5 separate regions of the Mus musculus genome follow, and regions 1, 3, 4 and 5 are each linked to region 2. Evidence: chromatin loops called from intact Hi-C (ENCODE). Cell type or tissue: heart. All regions are shown on one strand.

What was found. Peaks named below come from ENCODE experiments on the same cell type or tissue, not always from the same donor. Only the 100,000 strongest peaks of a DNase experiment are listed, where the experiment ranks them.
Region 1: a loop joins it to region 2, with 5 times the contacts of the local background. A loop is called at or near these places in 42 of 42 quality-filtered maps.
Region 3: a loop joins it to region 2, with 6 times the contacts of the local background. A loop is called at or near these places in 42 of 42 quality-filtered maps.
Region 4: it touches region 2 in a loop (3-fold over the local background); 5 of 42 quality-filtered maps call a loop at or near these places.
Region 5: it touches region 2 in a loop (5-fold over the local background); 39 of 42 quality-filtered maps call a loop at or near these places.

Annotation. Positions count from the first base shown.
Region 1 is chr9:35,532,901-35,537,900 of GRCm38, reverse strand. No RefSeq gene overlaps it. Among named protein-coding and RNA genes, the nearest start is that of Gm1113, 17 kb to the right of the region's middle. In heart, a CTCF peak has its summit at 2,646 (motif pointing right); a DNase peak (open chromatin) is centred at 2,704.
Region 2 is chr9:35,280,231-35,285,230 of GRCm38, reverse strand. It overlaps 4933422A05Rik (RIKEN cDNA 4933422A05 gene), which reads right to left and starts at 4,126. Exons shown (of 5, transcript NR_040715.1): 1 at 4,025-4,126; 2 at 2,634-2,694; 3 at 1,516-1,873; 4 at 481-750; 5 at 1-372. It also overlaps the pseudogene Gm5614. In heart, a CTCF peak has its summit at 2,607 (motif pointing left); DNase peaks (open chromatin) are centred at 1,510 and 2,380; H3K27ac peaks cover 685 bases.
Region 3 is chr9:35,539,348-35,544,347 of GRCm38, reverse strand. It overlaps Ddx25 (DEAD box helicase 25), which reads left to right. Exons shown (of 12, transcript NM_013932.4): 11 at 562-750; 12 at 2,289-2,500. The coding sequence ends at 2,350. Among named protein-coding and RNA genes, the nearest start is that of Ddx25, 17 kb to the left of the region's middle. In heart, a CTCF peak has its summit at 2,664 (motif pointing right); no DNase peak of the experiment used is centred here; H3K27me3 peaks cover 290 bases.
Region 4 is chr9:35,329,395-35,334,394 of GRCm38, reverse strand. No RefSeq gene overlaps it. Among named protein-coding and RNA genes, the nearest start is that of Gm33974, 14 kb to the right of the region's middle. In heart, no CTCF peak of the experiment used is centred here; no DNase peak of the experiment used is centred here; H3K27ac peaks cover 2,022 bases.
Region 5 is chr9:35,521,247-35,526,246 of GRCm38, reverse strand. No RefSeq gene overlaps it. Among named protein-coding and RNA genes, the nearest start is that of Gm1113, 5.5 kb to the right of the region's middle. In heart, a CTCF peak has its summit at 1,895 (motif pointing right); DNase peaks (open chromatin) are centred at 1,996 and 2,516.

The DNA.
Region 1 (5,000 bases), 250 kb before region 2:
TGCTTCAGACAGAATTTAGCACACTTCTAGTAAAATAACAGGAAGTGCACATGAAGTGTCCTGGAGCTTGGTGAGAATAATTGTCTAGCTGCCCCCACAGAAGGCCCCAGGGCCCAGCTCAACAACTGCACAGCCCACACTGACGAGCGTTCAGCCTTCCACTTCTGGGGAAGTTAGAAACAAGCAGAAAGCTATAATACTATAAGGAAGATGAGCTCCAGCGAGACTCTCTTAATGGCAACCCAAGGTCATTACTGTTCTTCCTGATCAGAATAACTATGCATAGGGATGTTCTCCTACTTTGAACTTAATAACTTCCTAAGCTAAAATGAATAGTCAGTCAAAGAGAAAATGGTTACTTATACTGGATTATAGAATCAGTGCAAATTTGGCATAAAGTTATCTCTGAGGCTCAACCCACTAAGACACCATGTTTCTAGGACACCACAAAGAAGCAATAGACAAGAAGAATATAAGCCCTGATGCTCACAAGGGATGGGAGGGAACTACCTTCTAATCTCACTGTCCTCCCTTCCAGACCCACTGGCTCCTCCTCACGTGGCTGTGTCTTTACACCTTGCTCCATTAGCTTATGCAGGATATAGGTTATTCTAGTTTAATATTTCTATTATAAAAGCAATAAAACAGCAAGATGTCATTGAAAACTCTCTTCAGCCGCGGTGGCTACTGTCTTGAAACACCCTCTTCATTTGATAGGAACAGAGTTCATCCTGGTGCATGTCTGATAGCGAATAACCAAGTGTGTTTTGTCTGTTGTTCTCAGTCTTTGGGGAAAAATACGCAATAAATCTTTGTTCAGGATCAAGCAGTATCCAGTTCTCCAACAATATAAGTAGTGCTGCACAATACTTTGAATTATTTTTTAGGATTAAAAGTGTTACGTTTGAGTGCCAAGTCAAACAAGTGGAGCATTTTATGACTGTCAGTAGATAGCAAACTACTTCCTGAGACCAAAACTATCCCGTCAGTCTGTCCTCACGCCCATCACCGTCCATCTGACCTTACTTCACCATCAGCTGGAATTTTCATTACAGACTGCATGCTCGCTTGTTTTGATTCACATTTTTTCCATGCAAACAAGATTATTTCTTTGTATGTGATTCGTCATTTGAAAACCATCTGTAGTATTGTTTGTCTTGTAAGATCACAATGTTATCCTTATCAAGTTGTGGGAAATACATGTGTGGGTTTTTTTTCCAGATACAATAAAGATATTAACCTTTTTATTGAAAATATATTTTCCATATGCCTGCCTTTTCAATTTTAGATTACAGTCCCACGTAAAATTATATTGCCCAGAGTTAAGAACATATACTGCGCTTGCAGAGGACTTGAGTTCGATTCTCCGCACGAACACCAGGGAACTCATAACTATCTGTAATTTTCGTTCCAGGGGTGGTTCTAACTCTTCTGATCCACTTAGGCACTTGCACTCAAGTATACAATCTCAATTTCTCTCTCTCTCTCTCTCTCTCTCTCTCTCTCTCTCTCTCTCTCTCTCTCTCTCCACACACACACACACACACACACACACACACTTTAAAGTACTTTTAAGTATTTAATCTTTAATATGCTCATAATCTTGTGATTTTTTTTCCTTAGTCTATTCTAAAATGTTAACACTACTCTAGAAACACTTTAATTTTAATCTAGGTTATTTTGTGATTTTAATATTACTTTATCTACTTAGCATTTGTGTGTTCTCAGGCCACGGTATGGGTGTGGCAGTCAGAGGGCAGTCTTTAGAATTCAGTTCTCTCCTTCAACCATATCGGGTCCAGGCACTGAACTAAGGTTATCAGCCTGGCAGCCAGTGCCTTGGCTTTACTTCAGTCCATCTAAAACACTGCAATGTGACGCATATCAGACTGATCCTACTTTTTCCTCTTACAATACAGTTAACTATGAGCCTACAGATGTAGCTATGTGGTAGAGAACGTGCTCTTGATTCAATATCCTGCAACAAACACACTGGGGTGGGATGGGGTGGGTAGTAGAGTTTAGGTCTAATACTTTTAAACCCTCCTTTAAGAAATCTGTTTTGCATTTTCTTCAGCAATCTCCTTTTTCATAATAGGTTTCTATATCATGAACACATAAGATTCTGAGGATCTATGAATTTGGGTTTTTTTTCTTTTTTTCTTTTCTTTCTTTTTTCTTTATCTTTTTCTTTTTTTCTTTTTTTTTAAGTTGGTTGGTTGGTTGGTTGGTTGGTTTTTTCAAAATTGGTTTTTTTCTCGTGCCAGTTTTTTGTTTTTGTTTCTGTATTAAGATTTATTTAGTATGTGTCTTAGTTATGGTTTTACTGCTGTGAACAGACACCATGATCAAGGCAACTCTCATAAAAACAAACATTTAATTGGGGCTGGTTTAGAGGTTCCAAGGTTCAGTCCATGGGAGCATGGCAGCATCCAGGCAGGCACGGTATAGGAGGAGCTGAGAGTTCTCCATCTTTATCTGAAGGCTACCAGCAGAATACTAACTTCCAGACAGCTAGTGTAAGGGTCTTAAGCCCACACCCACAGGGCCAAGCCTACTCCAACAAGGCCACACCTCCTAATAGTGCCACTCCCTTGGCCGAGCATATAGAAATCATTGTTCTGTCTGCATGTCCACCTGCAGGCCAGTAGAGGGCACCAGATCTCATTATAGAGGATTATGCTTGGGAAGGGGCCCAATAGCAAGCTCTCAGCTCTCACTGCTGTGGCCTCTCTTCCAGGTCCTATCCAGTTCTACAATCCTTTACATTTGTGATGCCTCTGAGCCAGCAGCTTCAGCCTCTGCTTCTTCCTCAGTCTGCAGACAGCAGAGCCTTGTCTACTGTATGTCTTTCTCTTTGGGATCAATACTCTAAGCAGTGCGGGGTATCCAACATGTGTTCCCCAAACATGGGGATGGAAAAGGGTAAAGCAGGTAGTCCCTGTGTGCAGAAGAGGTTTGTGTGGGCTAGTGCATTTCTCAGTGCTGACTTCAGTGTGAAAACAGGAATCTCGGGGATCCTGTTAGCTTCTGGACCCCACAACTCCAGAATGTTTACCTAGGTAAGGCAAGACTGCAAAAGCAAGAAGGGGCTACAGTACTGGTCACAATTATACTTAAAGCCCATATATATGTGTATAATATATATTATTATATATTATAAATTATATGTTATATAATTTAAGTATAATTAAGTATATCTATTGGGCATAGGCAAGCTTGGAAACACAAAACCACTTGGGACATTATGGGAACTATATGACTGTGGGCAACTTCCTGCATGCTTGTTGCTGTCTACTTCAGACTGGACACTTTGAAGGAGAAAACGGTAGATCTCCTCTGAAGCCTTCGTGTTACAGCACTCGCCAGCCTTGCACTGAGCTGCTCTGTGCTCCTCAGGGGAAGTTTCTATCTAAGAAGAATTTCAGTGTTTGTGAACAGCCTGCTTGACTTTTACTACAGTGTGGAAGCATTAAGACTATGATCACAGCTAGGTATAGTGACATTTGCCTTTAATTCCAGCACTCAGGATGCAGAAGCAGGAGGATCTCTGAGTTCAAGGTCAAAGTGATCTACATAGTGAGTTTCAGGGGCTACATAGACCCTGTCTCCAAAAGAAATAAAATTTCAAAAAGACTATGATCAGTCCAGAGGTTGACATGTGACAAGCTGTCCCACCAGGACAAAAAAAAAAAATCCTTAAGACAGAAGAAACAGCTAAACCAGCTGACCAGTGATGCCTCAAAACCTTGCAAAACCTTCAAAATCCAGAATGCTGGACCAATTCATGGAAAGCTATAATCCTAGCTACTCAAGCGCTTGAGGCAGAAGGAACACAAGTTCAATGCCAACCAGGGCAATTAGACCTTGTCCCAAGTGGAGGGGGAGAGGCAAAAAGAGATGGTAGAGCCTACCATGTCTGAGGTCCTAGCTTCACTTTCTAGGAGCACACACTTGCACACGTATACATGCACTTGAGCAACACATGCACACACACACACACACACACACACACACACACACCTGATTAAATTGAGCATGGTGGCACACACTTGTAATCCCAAAACCTGAGATACTGAAACAGGAGGATCATGAGTTTGAAGCCAGTCTAGGCTACCCAGGGAGACCTTGATAGAAAGAAAGAAGGGGGACCCTCTGAGAAATGGGGTTCAGTGATTGTGTGTTAAATGTAAAGACCCAAGTTTGATCCCTAGCACCACAAGAAAAAAAAAGTTCTTTCTTATTGGGAGAATGTCTATGAGACTAAAGTGTTGACAACTTTGTCATTCCCAGAACTTGCAGGCACAAGCCTCCCCTTCCCTCCTCACCCCCCTGGCCTTAGTTCTTCGGTACGTTTTCTTCTCCTCCCTTTTACGGGGGTGGGAAAACTGTCTTGAGCAAGCAGAAAGTTTTATCCAAGGTGTTTGGCAGGGAATCTGGGTTCTAGGAAAGATTTATGTCTTGGTCTTCTGGCACTGCTTCCTGTTAGCTCACTTGAAATAACTTCGTAAATGAGTTCGCTTTATCCTCGAGAAGTGGAGCCTAGGGCAGCTTGGTACCCAGCTGGGGTCCGCGGGGACCTGAGGCAATGTTCATGTCTCAGTCACTTACTCTGAGCTCACCCCGTTTTATGTCTATCTGAGATCATTAAATCGAGGTGGGCAGGGGCAGAGCCTAGGAATGAATGGTGTGATGGAAATTCCAGTGGGATGGAGTCAAGGGACACAGCCAAAAGCATGGATAAGGGGGTTCACTGAGAAGGCTGTCCACTCTACCCTCTCTCTCCCAGTCACTGGCCTTTGGGACAGAAGTAAGGTTGCTTCCTTGGAGTTTTTGCTTTACTTCCAGAAAGTTCTCCCTAGCTGGGCGCTGGGCACACATTGATAGAACACATGAGATGCAGCAGAGGGAGGGGACTGCCACAAGTTCCAGGCTATATCTTGCCTTCTCTCCTGCTGACCTGTTACTGTCTTATTACTAAACCCCAGAACAAGGTCGGT
Region 2 (5,000 bases):
AGCTGAGTTTGAATATCAAGTTCAGTTCTGTTCTCTGAGATGCTGGAATTATGAACTCCAGGCAAATAGCTGAAGGTGTTATTCCTTCTCCTAAATAAATAATTTTAACTACCAAACTTATGGTCTTGGAAATAAAAGAGACCTCAGGGATTTCATTATCCAGAGACACAAATCATAGCCTCTGTCTCATCTTCCTGTTTGATGGACAAGGACCTTGAGGCCAAGAGAGACTGTGGCACAGCCAGCTAGCAGCAGTATGGACATAGAGACATGACTGGCTTGTTGCCATGATAGATATGATGCTCTTTCCTGCTCTGGCCACACACCTCCATGTTTGCTCAGGGCTCTGCATAGCCAGTGACAAGCTGGGATCTGAAAAGATGGGGAAGAAATGACAAGAAACTTGTGTTAGCTCCTACAACACTTGGATCATCAGGACAACACAAGGCTGAGAACAAGGATTCCAAAATGAGTACAAACCTGGTTCTGCTGCATACAGACGTGGCTTTAAGACACCATTTGGCCCCTCTTGGGCTTTGTGTTTCCCCTCAATGAAATAGTATATTCCTTGCACAGCTGTTATTGAGAGCCTTAGGCAAGCTAGTACATTTAGAACGTTCTGAACAGGTAAGGGATGCCAAATACTGAAATCCAATTTCTGCTCATTTTCAGGTCCTGGTGAGTGAGGAAAGCCAGACTCCACTCAGATCACACGCCCTATAAGCTTTCTTCCCTTCTTGGCTTTTCTTCCTAATTCATAGAAGGAGGAGACAAGGGAAATCTGGTTTAAACTAAAAAAGGACCAGGGAGATATTGGAGAGTTGGCTCAGCAGTTAAAAGCATTTTCTGCTCTTCTAGAAGACGCAAGTTAGGTTCCTAGCACCCTGGTCAGGCAGCTTGTAACTGTTAACTAACTCCAGGAGATCTTAAACCTGGCTTCTACGAGCACCCATACTCATGAGACGTATATTTGAACACACACACACAAATTAAGACAGAGAAAGGGTTGGCTCCTAGTGGTAACTCCCACCCCCTACCCCATATCTGTCCTATCTCCTTCCCCACCTCTCTCTCTACCAGTGAGGGTGGAGGTCCTCTCTAGTTGGTGATTCCCTTGCAACTGCTGGTGTGCGATCAGGCCTAGTAGGTGCCTGTTAGAAGCAGAGGTAAAGGATTGCAGTGTCCAAGACAGCACCCCCTCCATACACGGCGATGCTCCACTTCCCAGGGGAAACTGTCTTCTCTGGTTCTAAGACTTGGGTATTTCCTGCATAAAATGCTCACTGTGAACCACTTATGCCCACTGTAACAGGCAGGTGGGTCTGGCTACCATGCACGACCACGCACTGGTGTTAGAACCAGGAATCCCACAATGCTGCCTAGTGCAATCCCGAGGCGGGGGTGGAGGAATCTGGTCACAGAGAATCAAGAGATGAAAGGGGTGATGAAGACAGACTGGCGTCTTCCACAGAAGCCCCCCTCACCTCCTGCTCCCTCCCTGACCTTGTGGCTCACATCAAAGCGCGGACCTCTTCCCACAGTCTGAACTGTCCAGGTCATCACTCCTGGCTCCTTGATGCCGCTGATGGACAGGTGGTAATAGCTCCCAGAGTGCTGAAAGGGGCGCAGACTTCAGGTCAGAGTCAGCCTCTGCTTGGCTCTGTGCTGGGGGAAGCTGCTGTCCAACTCCTGGGTTTCCGGTGCATTCTCTGGGTGCCCTGGGGCCATCTGACCAGCTGCAGAAGAGAAAGCACCCGTAGCACTGAACCCAGGGGTCAAAGGTCTGCAGAGGCAGAAGTTGGGAGGTGCAAAGACCTGAAGAGCTGAGGATCCGTAAGTTCCTGTCAGACTGGCATTTAGAGCAACAAAGATCCTGTGGAGAGAAGCACAGGAGGCAGGCCTGCCTGGAGGGCCTTCCTCACCCAGCAAGCAATGCAAAAGGAGGGAGTGGGCCTCTTTTCCTATTCACTTCCTCACCCAAAACCCATCCTTAGATCAGGACCTTCCAAACTCATCACCTTTATTTTCTCTTGGCTATTTACTAGATGACAAACTAATAATTTGTCTGTATAATATTAATGAGTCAAGATCATACTTACCTACCAACTAGTACATGTGACTGAGGGACAAGGCAAGTTGTTAGACCCTGAGCCCTAGTTAACTAGCCAAGAGCTAGAGACCAGACCGGGATCTCTGGCTTAAGCTGTTGTAGCCCTGCGGTGAGCACACATTCCTGCCAGGCCTCTTGTTAGTTGAGACCAGCTGGATCAAACTCTCCATTTTTCATATCATGAACCTCTTATCGCTGAGTCTGAATCGAATTCTATTTCACATCCTCCCCAGCAACCCAAAGCATGGCCTCTCCCTACGAATTTCACCCCTTCACCGTGGAACAGAAAAGTCAGGCTCAAGCTAGCCAAGAAAACAATAACAGAGGAACAAGAGTCACAGCACTGGAGTGGCCAAAGTCAAGTTCATCAAGAGGGCAAGAAAGACAAAGAATGATTTGTGGAGGATATTTGGTATTTGGTTAAAACCTATTCCCACTTTTGGGGAAGTGGAAATAAGAAATAGGCAAAATATGGGGCACTACTGCCATCTGGTGGCAGTATCAGACAATTCACTTCACTTACACTGTCATCATAAAATGAAATCTTGCCCCATGACGTTGTTTATAATTCAATCCACTGTAACCTTCAAACAAAACGAAAGAAAATTTTGTCACAACAACACCACGAGGTAATAAGATTCTCCCCACAAGTGGCTTTAGGACGATCAGCTGCCTGGCTAGACTCCCTCTTTACCCCATACATGGAAATGAGCTCAAAAGGTCTGGGAGACTTACAAGTGCTGATGGTAGACAGTCTCAAAGCTTTAAGGACAAGTATCTATGGTTTGTGTTAGTTAGTAGTTGCTGAGAAAAAGAAGAGTTGACAAAATAAACTCATCCACACAGGAACACCTTCATATTACAAGGTGTGGTGGTTTGAAGATGCTTGGCCCAGGGAGTGGCAGCCACTATTAGGCATGGCCTTGTTGGAGGAAGTGTAGGGGTGGGCTTTGAGACCCTCATCCTTGCTGCTTGGAAGACAATCTGATGCTTTCTAGGAGTGGTGGATCTGAAGGAGAAGGGAGGTGGGATGGAGGGACTGGGAGGAGAAGAGGAAGGGGAAACTATGGCTGAGATGTTATATATGAGAGAAGAGTAAGAAAAAAGGATATGAGAGTGGAAAGACAGAACTGTTGGGAGTGAGAAGTAAATAAAAGAAGGGGATGCTGGGAGAACATGATCAAAATATCTTACATTCATGTATGAAATGAATAAATTTAAAATATTGTAAAATAAAAGAAAGGATGAAGCTTCCTGTCCCGGCCGCCATCGGAGAGCAGCAGCCATGGCTCTGTGCTACCCCATGGCCGTGGGCCTCAACAAGGGCCACAAGGTGACAAAAAATGTCAGTAAGCCGAGACACAGCCGGCGACGTGGGCGCCCCACCATACACACCAAGTTCGTGCAGGACATGATCCGGGAGGTGTGCGGCTTCGCGCCCTACAAGCGGCGAGCCATGGAGTTGCTCAAAGTGTCCAAGGACAAGCGCGCACTCAAGTTCATCAAGAAGAGAGTGGGCACGCACATCCGCGCCAAGAGAAAGCGGGAGGAGCTGAGCAACGTGCTGGCAGCCATGAGGAAGTTGGCGGCCAAGAAGAATTGATGAGCCCTCCCCCAATAAAAGATGGTTCCTACAAAAAAAAAAAAAAAAAAAAGATGAAAAGGGGGAAAGCAGGGCTGAAGAGATGGCTCGGTGATTAAGAGTACTGATTGTTGTTCCAGAGGTCCTGAGTTCAATTCCCAGAAACCATAGGGTGGCTCACTACCATCTATAATCATTGCTGGTGAGAATATATATTAGTGCATTCAGAGTGGAAATCAAATCAACATGGATGTTCCTCAAAAAAAAAAAAAAAAATAGGGTGCTGGAAAGATACCCAAGGGTTAAGAGCATTAGCTGTCCTTCTACATGACCTAGGTTCAATTCCAGTCTGCATGTGAGAGACCAAATCGTTTGGGTTCAGACTCCATCTTAGAAAACCTAACCTAAGGTTGAACGTGAGTTATTAACCAACTGGCACCTAGCACCAGTTTCCAGGTTACCAGATTCCAACCCCACCCCCACCCCCTTCCACAAGACCTGTGCCTAGTACCAGTTTCCAAGTTATTCCCCAACAAATCTGTTTCTCCAGATTAAAAGCCTGCCCCTAACAAACACCTCACTTCTTAGCAACCACCAAACAGGAAGAAAACAGAAGTTAAGTTTATGATTTGGTTCCCAGTACCAGCCAATTATGTTAAAGGTTATAATGGCTCCCCAGTCAGATAGTCCCTTCTTGCTTCTATCATGCTTGCCTAAAACTAGGCTCAGGGCTCCACCTTCCTACTGTGCAAGGGATGCCTGGGAGCCCAAGCTCCAGCTTGAATAAGGAGACGCTAATGCAACTGCATTGGATTCAGCTCCTTGGTGATCTTTCGGGGGTTCACAAATGTTTCCTGGCATACATAACACATGATGTGAGAGAGCTATAGCGGAGCTTCAAGAGCATCATGCCCATGGCAGAGACACATGGGGATCTAGAGCTCAGAGAAACCAAGGAAAAAGACCAACTGTCATCAGCACACAGGAGGAGGGTGCCAAGCTCACCTGGATCTGCAGGTGAAAGTGGAGCTCAGCAGGGTGTCTGCCCAGAACCCTTCTAAAAGCCTGGATGTCAATCAAATGAGAAGGCATAGAAGGAGCTCTTGAAGCCCTGAGCAGGAGACCCAGTTATCAGATGTAAAGACACATGTAGTTTGAAGGCTGAAAATGGATTTGTGGGCTTAGGTAGAACATTCCCAGGCTGAAAAAAATCCCACATACCCAAGAGGCAAGTTACTGCTCTCAGAGTGGGCTTCGGGTGAGCCACCTGCCCCTCCAGACTCTGCAGTACTTCTCAGAGGCACAGAT
Region 3 (5,000 bases), 260 kb before region 2:
AACGAACATGAAGAAGTGAGCCCAGAGGTGGTCTGAGGCCTTGAGGAACCTAGGCTCTGAGCTGTGGTGACCATCCCGTGAGACATTTAGAGGAGTGGGGGAAGAGATAGAGGCAAAGACATTCCAGAAGTTGTAACGGTTGATGCAAGAGATTTAAAAAATAAAAGACCTGATGAGAAAACATAGCCATGGGAGGGAGTGGAGCTACACCCTGAAATGGGTAAGAAGACCCTGGACCTATGGCTGAGCCCCACTGACGTAGGGAAGAGCTTGGCCCTGTAGGCTTGGTGAGGGCCCCCTTTTCTGTCCTCCGTCCCCACTCACTTAAACATATACATGCTTTGTACCTATTTAGACTTCTGCAGAATTAGCCTTTATTAACAGTCTTAGCAGCATCACAGACATCACGGTGTGTAAGCAAACTGACATATTTTATGACATAAAACCAGTTTTGATTTCCAGTTTTTTTCTACAAGCAAGAATTCCTTTGGCAAATACAGTTCTTGGTGGATTTGTCCTGAAGGAGACATTGTAAGACATTACGGTGTCTTTCCCCCCTAGGGATTGATGTGAAGCAGGTCACCATCGTCGTGAACTTTGACCTCCCTGTAAACCAATCAGAAGAGCCAGACTATGAGACCTACCTCCACCGTATAGGGCGGACGGGACGCTTTGGGAAAAAAGGTCTCGCCTTCAACATGATTGAAGTGGATAAGCTGCCCCTGCTTATGAAAATACAAGACCACTTCAGTAAGTAGCAGGTGTTCCCATTCCCAGTAGGAGGAGCTCAGGGTCTGTGTGGACACTGAGGGGTTGTGTGACGCAGAAGCCATGAGGGAAAGCTTCTAATTCATAGGATCCAAGTCATAACATAGGCCAAGCGATTATGTAATTCCTTTATGCTTGTTACGTAGAAGGTCCGTGTCAAGTAGAATTCACAGAAGCTCATTCTGCTGTCTGTAGAATTTTACGCTATAGAGTGAGTGGTACCACAAAGTAGGATTTATTGTGTCCCAACTTCCTCTTTTGTTCACCCTCTCAGACAGGACAGGCCTGACTTGTGAGCTCTGCAACCCCTTTCCAGCCCCACACCTAAAGAAGCAGGCTCAGCTAGTTTGGGGCCCCAAACTGGCAGAATCCACACGTGGGAACCTTAAGATTTTCACCACCCAAAAACTCTGCCTCCTCCCCTGTGCATACTTTCAAAAGCCAAGTGTAATGGCACATGCTTTAAGTAAGGGCACTCAAGAGGCGGAGGCAGGAGGATCTCTGTGAGTTCAAAGACAGGCAGAGCTACATAGTGAGACTCTGCATTGAAAGAAAACAGAACAAAAAGTTACCCCAAGCCCAAGAGAGCACAGATGTAGGCGGGGAGCATGGCAAAGAGGCATCAGCACCATCTTCTTGGATGGAACTCTGTTGGAACCAGTGGATATGCTCCCCAGGAAGGGAACTCACAGAACATTTGGATCGGAATTTGTAAAGGTTTCAGGCTGACTGCTGCATATTCCGCTGACCCTTCAAAGAGTTGCCTAGGCTCCCCATCTTAAGCCACCTGGGTGGTGGGATGAGAAGCACCCATGAGGGCCACTGCTGCTGTGCCAAGCTCTTCAGAATAAGAACAGTGAGCAGGCTTGGTCCTCCGCTGCTGTGCGAAGCTCTTGGGAAGTAAGTACAGTGAACAGGCTTGGTCCTCCGCAGCTTTTCTCACTGAGCCCGTCTTTTGCACAAGGTGTTTAGGTATGTGCATGCTGGACCCAGTCCACTTGATGCTGTTTGCATGTGTGTGGGTCAGCTATTTGGCAAGAATCCCTTACTTATCTTTGGCTTTCTATACAAAATTCTCAGGAGCTCTTCTTCTTCTTCTTCTTCTTCTTCTTCTTCTTCTTCTTCTTCTTTTTTTTCTCTTAGATGGGGTTTCTCTGTGTAGCCCAGGCTGTCCTGGAACGCGCTCTGTGTAGACCAGAGATCACACCTCTGAGAAACTCACAGAGATCACACCTCTGAGAAACTCACAGAGATCACACCTCTGAGAAACTCACAGAGATCACACCTCTGAGAAACTCACAGAGATCACACCTCAGAGAAACTCACAGAGATCACACCTCTGAGAAACTCACAGAGATCCACCTGCCTCTGCCTCCTCCGTGCTGGGATTAAAGACGTGCACCACTGCACTCTGCTTAAGAACGTGTATTTTCAAAGGTGTCAGTCTCTGCAGAAACTTATCACTGGCCAGAATGAACCACCTGGGATAACCCTGGTCCCTTTCTCTTTCATTCTTTCAGATAGCAATATTAAGCAGCTTGACCCAGAAGACATGGATGAGATTGAGAAGATCGAATATTGAAGAGAGAGAGAGAAGAGAGGCCTTCGTTGTTTGTGGGCTAGTTTACGTGAGAATGTTTCAGCAGAGTTTGAAGATAATTTTCTATGTTGAGACTCTGTCAAGGTGAAACTGTCACAGATAAAAAATAAATGCCATGACTCTCTTCACCCGAGACCTGAGGGCTCTTTGAAACTAAGCTGATTCCTAGCATGAGATCCTTTTAAATGAGAGTGCAAGATTCCTTCTAGCCTGTTTAGAGGTAACCATGTGATGTTCCCTGGGCGACTTGCTCACAGGGCTTTCTGTTTAGTCTATACGCTGTGTAGACCATGCCTAGTCATGAACCTGGCCACGAGGGGGCAGTAGAACGCCATCAATTTTTAGAATTTAAGCTGGCAGGCTAGAAAAGCTATCCATTTTCAGGCCTCACTCACAGAGTGCCCTCTCTGCATATTCATTTCCCCATTCCCACCCCCATGCTCTCAGACGAAAGAATACTTTAAAACTTCTGGAGAGAACATTTTGTCTTTTAATATTCCAGGTGACATCTAGAACTTATAAGTATTTTCTTCTCCTGCTTGCTACTATCTTCAGATTAGAAAAGATCTATTCTGTCATGTTATCTCATGGACTTTAAAAATGTGGCTTTATTCTAGATATTTACAAAAAGTGAGCAATGAAGTCTTTGAAAACAACAAGGCGGGACCTGGGGAGACGGCCCAGTGGCTGTGTGAGCATGAGTGTCTGAGTTCACATCCCCAGCACTCATGGAAAGGCCAGACCTAGTAGAACAGGACTGTCCAGAGCTGGGAGCCAGAGACATAGATCCGGGGAGCTCTCAGGACAAGTCAGTGTATCCGATAGGGCAAGCTCCAGGTTCAGTGAGACACACTGTCCCAGGAAACAAGGTAGTGAGTGGTACCATCGGCCTCTGCCCTCCACATCCCCACAGCATCTGCACACCTGCACATGCATGTACTGGCAGGCATGCACACTCACACATACATGTACACCCACACACGTGTATGCTTTACACGAATCTACCAAAAAATTAAGCACAACCAAAATAAGCCCAGAAGTAACATGTCAGGGAGTCAAAAGTTTGTTTATAAAAATCTCACTGTAGCAGGGCATGGTGATGCATACCTGTAATCCCAGCATTTAGTAAGCCCAGTCAGGCAGAGTTTCACAAGTCTGAGGCTAGCATAGTCAACACAGCAAGACCTGTCCCCAAAAAAATTTTTTAAAAGTTTGTTTCAAGGAAAATTTTAGATCTTCCATGGATATATTTCTAGGAGCAAGAAATGTTTTTAGGTTCCATGTTTGCTACTTAGAAATTAAATCATGAGCTTGAAAACATGGGGTGAATGGCTAGATTCACACAAAGCCAATTCACGTGTGCCAGAAACCTACAGCCCTGCCATACCCCCAGGCTGCCAGTGGTACCTCCGGTGAGTTACTGCCACCCTGCTGTGATGGTCCACTTGGATATCACTGTGCCCAAGTTAATCCCTAGGTTGCCGGCTCCTCGGGCAACACTAGGTATGTATCATACATCCTTGTGCTAACCAGCACGGAAAGGGGAATGTAATGGCAGAGACCCAGTGTAGGGCAGCATCCAGAAAGTTAAATGGGAAGAACATGTATCTGATGTCACACTTTGGGTCCCTAATGGCCTCTAGGCCAGCTGTAGATAGGCTCGACCAGGTCACCTATAAAGGGGTGGGACATACTTAGCAACATGGCAGTCTCCTGATTCGGGTCCCCTTAGGCAATGTTCTAGACCAGCTCGTCCCGGGAATTACCAAGAGAACCTAGGAAAACCTACCAGTCCCTTGTCCTGGGTACACAAAGCCAGATGCTGAGGATAGGATCCAGAAGTACGTAGGTAGAGAGCAGAAAGTGCTGGCAGAGCGATGGGTAGAAAGAGCACTGCCTAACAAGATGTGGGGTCAGATTCTCAGAGTCAGTTTGCCAGTGGAGCTGTCACTGGGGGAATCTCTGCTCCACTGTTTCCACTGCACCTGCTTTCTTCCCTATGATTAGAAAGTGCCATTCCTGTGTACTCCGTACCTCATGCAAGATGGTACCCACGATAGCAAATCCATGAGTATTTACTTTCCTAAGAAGAAAATATTTTCTTCTTTTGCTGTCTCCTCATTCAGTAGCATTTATCCTGGTTTGAACCCCAATAGTAATACATATGATAAGCATGAGAGACATAATAAGGTATTTTTGTCTCCCGATTTGAGAAAGGAGTTCTTCATCCTACCCAGCTCAGCCTTGGTGTATCCTGTATCCACCCCACATATACACTAATTGCAGTGTAGATCTCTGGTAAGGCCTGAGCGGGTCCCCATAGCCACAAATCTTTGGTAAGCTCCACCTGCAAACACTAGACAGTCTTCTGTCTTGCCCTTTGTCCCTCTCCTCCCATCCCCTTGTCTCACCACCTAGGAGGCAACAAGGTCACAGCGGTATTGAACTGCTGTCACGGTTTGGTGAGTCAACAATGCAGAGACTTTTGCTGGAGCAGCTCCCTGTTCAAAACTGTAAGCAGTTTTCACATCTCTACAATGGCATGGCCGGGGTCATCTCTCTGAGTGCTAACTGGAAGAAAGGAATAAACGGAGAAGCGAGAAATAGCCAGATGGTTTCAGAGCTTCATCAG
Region 4 (5,000 bases), 49 kb before region 2:
CCGTCCTCCACGGACTTCTGCACACACATGGTGCACATAAACTCATAAAGGCAAACTCACATGTACATTAAAAACACAAAAATAGGAGTTATTCACTGCCCAGGATTATGGAGACCGGAGAGAATTTAAAGATGCTAGGGTAATGATGAGGGGCTTACAAGCCTCGAAGGTGACTCAGACTGCTAAGATTTTTGTTGATTTAACTCAAGCATATTGTCCTGGGTTTCATCTCTACTAGACAACTTAAAAATAACCAGGGATCAGGGCATGGTAGCTCAGCACTTAGGAGCTAAGGCAAGAGGATTGCTGTAAACTTAAGGCCCAGCCTGAGCTACAGAGTAAGATCTTCTAAATAAGAAAATAATAATAAAAATAGCCAAGGAAGTAACATAGGTTAGTAGCTTTTATAAGTTCCACGGAGCACCAGAGGTTGCTAGATGCCAGCAGGGTTCAGGGAGAGGCGAGGGAAGGGTGGGAGAGAGAAAGTTCACTGCATACGGAGCCCTTGTGCCCACCCCCACTTTAACCACAGCTGTTGTACTGTTGGCTGTCGTGTTTGAGAGTGCACCTGTGCAGCAGTTCCTTGAAGGAAAGACGTAACTACTGTATGCCTATAAAAGGATTGGTGGAAAACCACAAAGGTATGGTTTCTCCTGGGAGTCTCCACCAGCTGGGAGAACCACCCTCCTCAGAAGGGCTGTCGCAGAGAAAACATGGAACACGTTTGGGGCCCGGGTCCCAAGCCAAACATTCCAGCCTGTGGTCAGATTATTGGCTCTTGTGTTTGGCACACGCACACACACACACACACACACACACACACACACACACACACACACACAGCACGTGCAACAAGCATTTGCTGTTCTTCTGGTTCAGAAATGGGGAAAACTGCACAGACAGTATAGACCACTTTGCCTGGGGCTAGGCCCACAGCTGGCACCATGAGTCAGTAATAATACATGGAATAATAAATAACAAACACCAGCCACGGGCTCTGGGTCTTTCGAAACAGCACACAGCTACCCACATAGGGGAGCATTGATACATGAGCTAAAATTGCATCGGCTAACCCAGATTCGGTTAGTTATCTCTAAAAATAAAACCCCACCTTTACCACCCACCCTGGTATCCTTCCAGGGTCCTGGGGGAGCCGGACCTATTTTCAGCAGACAAGTAGAGCTGGCCTTCAAAAGATGAGACCATCAGCTTCGTCCTTAGCTGGAGAAAAAGACATGTAGCCCAGAGAGCACGTAGCCACTTCCCACACCTTGCAATCTCTTCAAGGTTCAGGGACTGTTGACACACGGAGCTTTGAACTCCAGCTTTATATCTTCAGCCGGTTCCCATCTGTTTATTCTCTACAGTTGTGGAGAAAGAGATTTTTCAGGAAAGCTGTAAAGGACTTTGAACTTGTTTAAAGGGGAAGCATTTAAAAAAAAGGGGGGGTGGGCAGAGATTGATCTGTGTTCCAAATGCAGAGCTGGCCAGGGAGGGAGCACACCCTCTGCTGGAGGTGTCCAAAGACAGGGTGTGTGTGTGTGTGTGTGTGTGAGAGAGAGAGAGAGAGAGAGAGAGAGAGAGAGAGCACATGCCATGCCACCATTGTAAAGGTCCAAGAAAAACTTTGCAGAGTTGAGTTTCTGTTTCTACCTTTACTTGAGCTCCAGTGATCAAACTTGGGTTGTCAGGCCTGCAAGCACCTTTATTCACCAAGTCATCTCACTTTTTTTACTTTTTAAACAAACAGCATTATCTTTTGAAAAGAAATTGTCCTCAGAATCTCAAAGGGAAGCAGCTGGCTGGGCTCTGCTGCTTCTCCAGGCCCCAGTCACCTGGCAAGTAGGTGGCTCCTCAGGGAAGCCATGGAGTAGTCATACCTTCAGGTCTCTGCATCCTGTCAGTATCAACGTGACTCCACTGATTGGCTGACCAATGTCTGCCCAGCGTGTAGCAGGGTGTCCTGACACCCTCCTACTTCTCATCCCCAGCACAGACCTGCCAAAGTTAGGACAAGAGAACAGGCTAGGTCCCTTCTGGGAAACCCAGGGGGATGGAGCCAGGCCTGACTGGGCCTCCAGGTTGGCCTGCCCTTGCCCCAGGGTTTAGTAAATGCCCTAGGAAATATTTGTGGAAGACGGGGCATATAACTACATCAACTCTAAGCCTCAGGATCTACAAGCACGCTCCTGTGCTGAATGGCCATGTTTAGCCCAGTGTTGGTGGGAACATGGTATCAGCACAGACCTACCCTCGGAGGATAGGGACGGTGCTATGAAGAGTTGGGGGGTGGGGTGGGAGGCATCTTGTGCCTTCCATCTCCCAAAGTCTTCCAGAGCAGAGAAACCCAAGGCTCCTCCTACTCTGCTTCTCTCTCTTGCCCTTACTCGCTCACTGAGCTGCAATCTAACCTAGAGAGACCCTTGGTGTCTTCCCTCCCTCTCACCTCAGTGCAAACACCAGAGAGAGAGAGAGAGAGAGAGAGAGAGAGAGAGAGAGAGAGAGAGAGAGAGAGAGAGAGCTTATAAAGAGAGTCCCTGCAGGAAATGGAGATGTCTTGAGTGACCCAGGGAGAGAGGACTCTTGTCAATTGTGGAAGTGGCCAGTGTCTACCTCACAATCCTTGAAAAAGATGATGGTGTCTACCCTAGGTCCTTGGGATCCTACTTCTCATCCCCCAGCACAGACCTGCCAAGTTTAGGACAAGAGAACAGGCTAGGTCCCCTCTCGGAAGCCCAGGGGGGTGGAGACGGGTCTGGCTGGGCCTCCAGGTTGGCCTGCCCTAGCCCCAGGGTTTAATAAACTCTGAGAGGGGTTTTCAAAGGCCACTTGATCTTCCCCATCAGGCAGCTCCTGTCTCCCTTTCAGAGCCGCAGGACTGGAAAGAAAAAACGCTCAATGAACAAGGAGGCAGAGAAAGCTGAGCTGCGGGGCACCTTCTATGAATTTCTGATGAGCACAAGGCCCTGACTCCTGGGTCCCAGCCCAGTGCAGTCAGGGATGTTAGTTTAAGTCATTTCGCACGGTTCACTGGCTCTCTGAGAGCAGCTTGTCTCCAGCCTGGGCCTCACTAACAAGCTCTTTTTACTCAGGGTTTCTCTGAGCAGAGACCTCAAACAATAGCAGCTTTCAAGGGGCTGGGCCCTCCTCTGGCAGCTTCCCTCCTAGCCCCAGCCTCCTTCCACCAGCTTGCTGGCCCACCTGATAGTCCAGAGCCAAGGCCTGACCTGCAGAAAGGCTCCCGCTTATCTCCCTTCCTTCGTTTTTTTTTTAACCTCTCTTCTTCCTGTCCTTCCATTCTCCCTCTCTCTTTCTTCCTCTTTTCTTCCCTCCTTTCTTTCTCCCTCCCACTCTCCTTCCTTCCTCCCTCTTTCCCACCTTCCCTTTCCTCCTTCTCTTTTTCCCCACTGTGCTCGTTCTTCCTGTGAATGTACAGAATGAGTGTCTGGGCTCTCCAGAACTGGTGGCTACTTTTGCACAACACTGTAACCCAGTGTGCATGATGCTCCTGAGATGTGCAGTGTAGTACCAGTCAAGAGCAGCTAAGCCTGGCACTTGAACCTACTAAATCCGTCAGCTCTCCTGAATTCTGAGCAGTTCCTCCCTCTCTTAACCAGAGTAGGGCTCTGGCTTCCTCCACAGAGGGCTCTCCAAGCCTGGAAAGATGGGTGAAGAAGAGGGAAGCTGGCCTGGAGCATTGACCATAGGGCCTCCTGACAAAGGCAATAACCTTTTGCTTCTTCGGTAAAGGTCTCTCTGTTTTCCACATCCTGACTGCTTGTTCTCCTCCATCTGCTCTCCCCAGCAGGGTAGCAAGGAGACAGTGTCTATTCTCCATCCTACCTCTGGTTTTCTCACCTGAGCCACTCTCACAGGTCCTCAGAAGAGATGCCAGAGCAAAGAGGCTAATTACCCAGTATGTGGCAGTTATTCCTGTATGTAGTCTACAACAATGGCCAAAAGCAAACAAGGTTTATACTGAGATAGGGCCAGTGCTTCTGCGCACTGAGAGTCCATCTTGAACATTTCCATCTTTTGACATGACTTGTGATCCAGGGAGCTTTGAGCTGCCGTTCCATGGCACCTGTCAGTAATTAAAGGTGCCTTGGCCAGCCACCAAGATCTCACTCCAGGGCCACGGGTTTTTCACCCTTCAGAGGCCAGGCTACCCTCTCTTGGACCTCTTAAGCATTCCAACTCAAATCCTCCTCCTGCCCACCCTGCCCCACCAGACCGTAAGCTAAAGCAGGATGTCTGGTGTAGCGCACAGCCTGATGGCTGAGAGTGGGTGTGGCAGTCACTCCAAGGGTACAGCACTAACTGGCCATCTGCCTGTGTGCTCAGTTCAAAGCTGATTCCGCTCCTTTCTGAGGCAGCTCACCCAGGAAGCTACTGGAACTTGTTCAGGCTCCTAGCAAGTACCTGAGATCGGCCCTGCCAACTTCAGGTTCACACAGTGAATTCTTTCATCTAGTCGGTTCTGCTAATCACTTCTCACTACCACCGATATACTCTAAGAGCTCAAGCCCCAAAGCCTGGCCAGGTGGAGAGGTGATATGTCACAGAGTTGAAGCCCTTTGTCACCCCTGAACACCTGTAAGGCAGGGCTTCTCCGTTTCTTTCTCCATCTCTTGCAGTCAGATATTTGCATAGTACCAACAGTGACATTAGCTCTCACAATAACTGATCATCCCTGCCACCAAATTTCAATGACCTGTTGTGACCAGCAGTATACCTAGTTATAGAACCACAGTGTGTCCCAGATGTTGACAAAACCCAGTCTCCATTTGGGAAGAGGTGTCAGACTAGGCTGGGAAAAAAGTCAGGACCCGATTTAAAGCTAATTATTCTGTACATCAAACCAGACTTGTGTTCAGTTCCTTACTTGAAGCCTCTGACTCCCCCACCACAAAGAAACAATGTAGTTTTCCTGGGCAGTGGCGAAAGTGAGAGTCAAGGCACAGTTTAAGATGTTGCTGGCTTGACAATATGGAGGCAGA
Region 5 (5,000 bases), 240 kb before region 2:
TGACTATTGTGTCAATGTTTTCTATGGTATCTCCTGCACCTGAGATTCTCTCGTCTATCTCTTGTATTCTGTTGCTGATGCTTGCATCTATGATTCCTGACCTCTTTCCTAGAATTCCTATCTCCAGTGTTTTCTCCCTTTGTGATTTCTTTATTATTTCTATTTCCATTTTTAGATCCTGGATGGTTTTGTTCAATTCCTTTACCTGTTTTGTTGTCTTTTCCTATAATTCTTTAAGGGATTTTTGTGTTTCCCCTTTAAGGGCTTCTAGCTGTTTACCTGTGTTTTCCTGTAATTCTTTAAGGGAACTAGTTATGTCCTTCTTAAAGTCCTCTATTATCATCATGAGATGTGATTTCAAATCAGAGTCTTGCTTTTCCAGTGTCTTGGGGTGTCCAGGGCTTGTTGTGGTGGGAGAACTGGGTTCTAGTGATGCCAACTAGCCTTGATTTCTGTTGCTTATATCCTTGCACTTGCCTCTCACCATCTGGTTATCTTTGGTGTTAGCTAGTCTTGCTGTCTCTGACTGTGCCTTGTCTCTCCTGTAAGCCTGTGTGTCAGCACTCCTGGGAGACCAACTCTCTCTGGGTGGAATTTGGGTATAGAGAGCTGTGGCACAGGGTCAGCTCCAGGTGTAGATGGAAACTGGAAGGATTCTGTCCCAGGCTGCTCCTCAGTTCCTGTGTCCTGAGGGCTCCAGACAGGTCCCTCAGAGAAGAAGTGGTGGTCTCACCTGTGCTCTCAGGTATGTCAGCATTCCTGGGAAATCAGCTCTCTCCTGGTAGGATTTGGGTATGGAGAGCTTGGCACAGGGTCAGTTCCGGGACTCTTCATCTTTTGCCCTTTTAAATGCCAGGTAATGTTTTTTTTTTCTTATGGATGGGTAAGGACTACATTTTGTATTATAGATGTGAACCCTTTATTCATGATATATATTAAAATATCTTCTATGCTCTATTTATATCTGCTATCTTCCCTTTGTTCTATAGAGTCCAGATTTTCTATTTTGTTAAAATCTCAGAATCTAGATTGTATAGTAGATTGTATAGTCTCCTAGCATTGTTTTCTCACAAAATGTTTTAAATATTACATTTAAATCTTGCATCTCTTTAAAATAGGAGGTAGAAAGCTCAACTACTTTTTAAACGCAGACATAGTTAGTAATATTGTAGTTTTATTATAGTTAGTATAGTTTAGTCCTCTAATCTTCACATGCCATGGTGCAGGCTCATGCACACACACACAAACACACACACACACACACACACACACACACACACACACACACGATATATTTGGGTGTGGCTCAGCTGTTAAGTAAGGGCGCTTCTTGCTCTTCCATAGGAGCCAGGTTCAGTTCCTAGCACCTATAATAGGCAGTTCACAATTCTCTATATCTCCAGTTCTAGGGGAAGCTGACACTTCTAACCTTTGAGGGTGCCTGCATTCATGTGTGGCACATGTACATACATGCATGCACCATGAGCACACACATACACACTAACACAATTTAAAATGAAAAAAAAATCTTTGAATAAGTAAATGTAAAACCAGTTTGAATTCTTCCCAGCTGTCAGAACCTGAGACTTTCAATAATCATTCCAAAGAAGTCAGATTCAGGCCATAGAGGTGGGACCTGGGGGTGGGGGCCCATACTCTCCATACCTCCTCATGTGATTCTTCGGGAACCAAAACCTGATGAAAAGTATTGCTTTTTCTATAAGCAACAAGGTTGGGAGTTCCAACTTTCTGGCCCTTGGCAAATAGTAGGCTCTTGTTTCCCAGCCCCGAGCTTATAGTCTCTACATTCAGCTTTGTAACACTTTATAACCCTTTTAACAGGCTTCAACCCTGTAGACCTATTTCTGCTTTACCAGCTACTCCTTTTTTGGCTTCAGCCACTAGAGGGCGTGTGCAGGCTGGAGTGGATGGCTAGACAAGCATTGGTGCTCCCAGCGAGTAGCACCCAAATGGTGCCTCCTTCCTCCCAGCAGTGGTTGGCCGTCCTACATCAGGTGCCTTCCACATTTGTAACATCATCGTGGACCCCACTATCCACATCCACCCCTATACTCCCGCCCAAGAGACTCCAGGTCTGGGTACACAAGCCCTTCCTTCTCACTCCAGGACCCCACCACCAACTGAGTATGTCCCCTCTTCAGAGGCCCCTTTCTTGAGAACTTCCCGGCTTTCTCCAGCCCCGAGAGCAGAAGGTGACCTTGCAGGTGTAGCCTCCCCATATTTTAGCCTTCTCTGGTTACCCTCCCCTTACCTAATTAACCTTGGGCTTTGTCATCAATTCTTTATGCTAAATGTTCTTTTTCAGCTAGTGCCTGGTTTCTGTCTCCCGACAGGATCCAATTGGCACAAATAATGAGGAACTGAGGTTTTTCTGGAGCTGGAGGCTGCTTCTCTTGGCTGCCCTGCACACAGCTCGCCTCCCGCCTCCATTCCCAGAATTATTTGGCTGCTAGTTGCCAAGGAGACGGCTGACAATTCCCAGTTGCCAAGTCTCCCCCCTGAAGCCTATGGAGAAATTCAGGGAACTCCCTACTCCTTCCTGAGCCTTTGCCAGAAAACTTGGAACACCGGGCCAGGTTGGGGTGGAGGGCTTTGAAAGGAGGAGAGGGAAGCCAGCCAGTGCTGAAAGATGAAGAGAGAAGCTGGAGGTTTCTGTGGACTCTGGATTTCTCCACAGATCCCAGGTGCCTGGCCTACAGTCAAAGGTTGAGGGCTTGTCTTGATAGATGCCCCCTCTGGTTTGCACACAGAGATACTGTTTGGATTTAATTCAGGTGTAACCTGTGTGTTCTAGACAGGCCTTTTAACAGAAAATAACTGTCCCCATACTGTCACCTCAGGCCTAAGAGAAGTCCCTTCTTGCTTTTATCTAGGAAAAATCCAGGGAATAACTTGGCAGCTGAAGGCTGGCAAAGGAAACTTAGACATTTTGTTGGCACCAAGCAGCACCTAACAGCCAGTGAGACCTAATGTCACAGCTCATGATCTGTTTGATAGTAACAAGAGCAATGCCAATCACAACAACAGTGACTCTTACTCTACAAACTCAAGTGTGCAGAAATACACATTTCATTAGTTCATTAAAATCAGAGTTGTTCCCAGGGGCTTCCTCTCCCTTCCAATGTCCACCAGAATCTAGGAGGTTTGTTTCTTCAAAAGTTACATGTTGCTGGGGCAACGTTAATTAGGGAGTGGACTTCTAAAAAGCAGAAGTCCTTCCCTGGGAGTGGGATTGGTGTCCTTGGTGAAAAGAGCTTATTCCTTTTGGCCCATCTGTCACATTAGGACATGGTGCTTGTCCCCTCCAGAACAGAAGCATCAAGGCACAGTCTTAGAAACAGAGAGCAGACCTAGCCAGTCATCCTGGCCTTCCAATGCCTTGATCTTTTATTTGTTTGGTTTTTTTATTTTCTTTGTTTGTTTTGGTGTTTGGTTTTCCAGGAAAGGATTTCTCTGTGTAGCCCTGGGTGTCCTTGGAACTCACTCTGTAGACCAGGGTGACTTCAGACTCAGAGATCTGCCTGTCTCTCCCTCCAAGTACTGTGATTAAAGTGTGAGCTACCACCACCCAGCCAGCACCTTAGTCTTAAACATTCCAGCCCCAGACTACTTCTTCTAAATCACCATTTTTGCTCTTCTGTGCCAGTAAACTAAGAAATTTGGGAGGCACAACAAAAGTGGGGGGGGGTCTCTAATTCTATCCCACCTCCCCAATCTCCATCCAGGCTGCTGACATTTTCCTCCCTGCCTAGGGTGAGACCTATGCATCAAGGGTAGCATTCACTTCTCAGCCCCTGGGCTACACCTGCCTTAGGGTTATCCGATCCTGGTGCCTCCTGACTTCTGAGGAAGAAAATCTCATCTCTGCTCTAACCACCCCGACAGGCCTTGCTCCTTACTCTCCCCCATCACACCTCACACAGCTATTCCACAAATTCAGACTTTCAATGTAGTAATGTAGAACTGTGGCAGTGTAGAACTGGACAGAAGGCTGAAGTATAATTGACTTTATATTAGGTATATAAAATACATTATTATATTTGATCAATGAATACTTTAATATTTGTTTTCAAATAGGAGCACAATACATATTCATGAAGTATTACATCACATAATGAAAATAACAGTAATTTTCTGAATCTAATAAGTGATTACACAGGAAAAATGAATAAAGTGTGTGTGTGTGTGTGTGTGTGTGTGTATGTGTGTGTGTGTGTTTTACTGAGAACAGAACCTAAAACCTTGCATAATCTAAACATACTCTGCACTGAGTTACCCACCAGCCTTGTAATCACCTTTTTAACCTTACCTCTTTTTAACTTACATGTGTAAAAATACATATTTCTTTATTTTTAATGTAAGTTAAAAACAGAAAGGAAAAACTTTACATAAATCGGCCCAGGAAATGCCTGCTGTGAAGAGGCCCCTGGAATGGCGAAGCAGGTTATTAATTTCCAGACACTTCTGGCACCAGAAACAAGACCTTCTTTCCCACAGCCCCAGCAGGTGTGCTAGCTCCTGTCACACCCTCAATAACTCTGTTCTTTCCTCTTGTGACCTGCTCATCTCTCCTTCCCCGCCACTCCATCTAGGGCCTCCTTCATTTCCTCTCCAGTCTCCGAGGCACAGTTTACAAAGTGTCTGATCAGTGACCCTAGCTGGTCCTCTGTCCCTCTTTCTCCTTCTCTCCGTTTTGAGCACAGCAAGGGTATGCTGACTGTGCAGCCTCTGACCCATGTCTTCTCCGGCTCTTCAGCTCGTCTCCTGCTGGTGTCCCCAGGGGCCCAAGTTAGCCTCCAAAAGGTGCACATGGAAAAGCTATCAACTTCCAGAAGCATCTACTTCCTGCTCCAGCCATCCCTGTCCTCCACACTCTGCCTCTAAAGCCCTGATACTGCAGAGTCCCGTTCCAAAATGCTTACGACAGGCAAGAGAGCTGGGTTAAAGCACACAGCACAAAAGGCTGAGTCTGCAGTTGT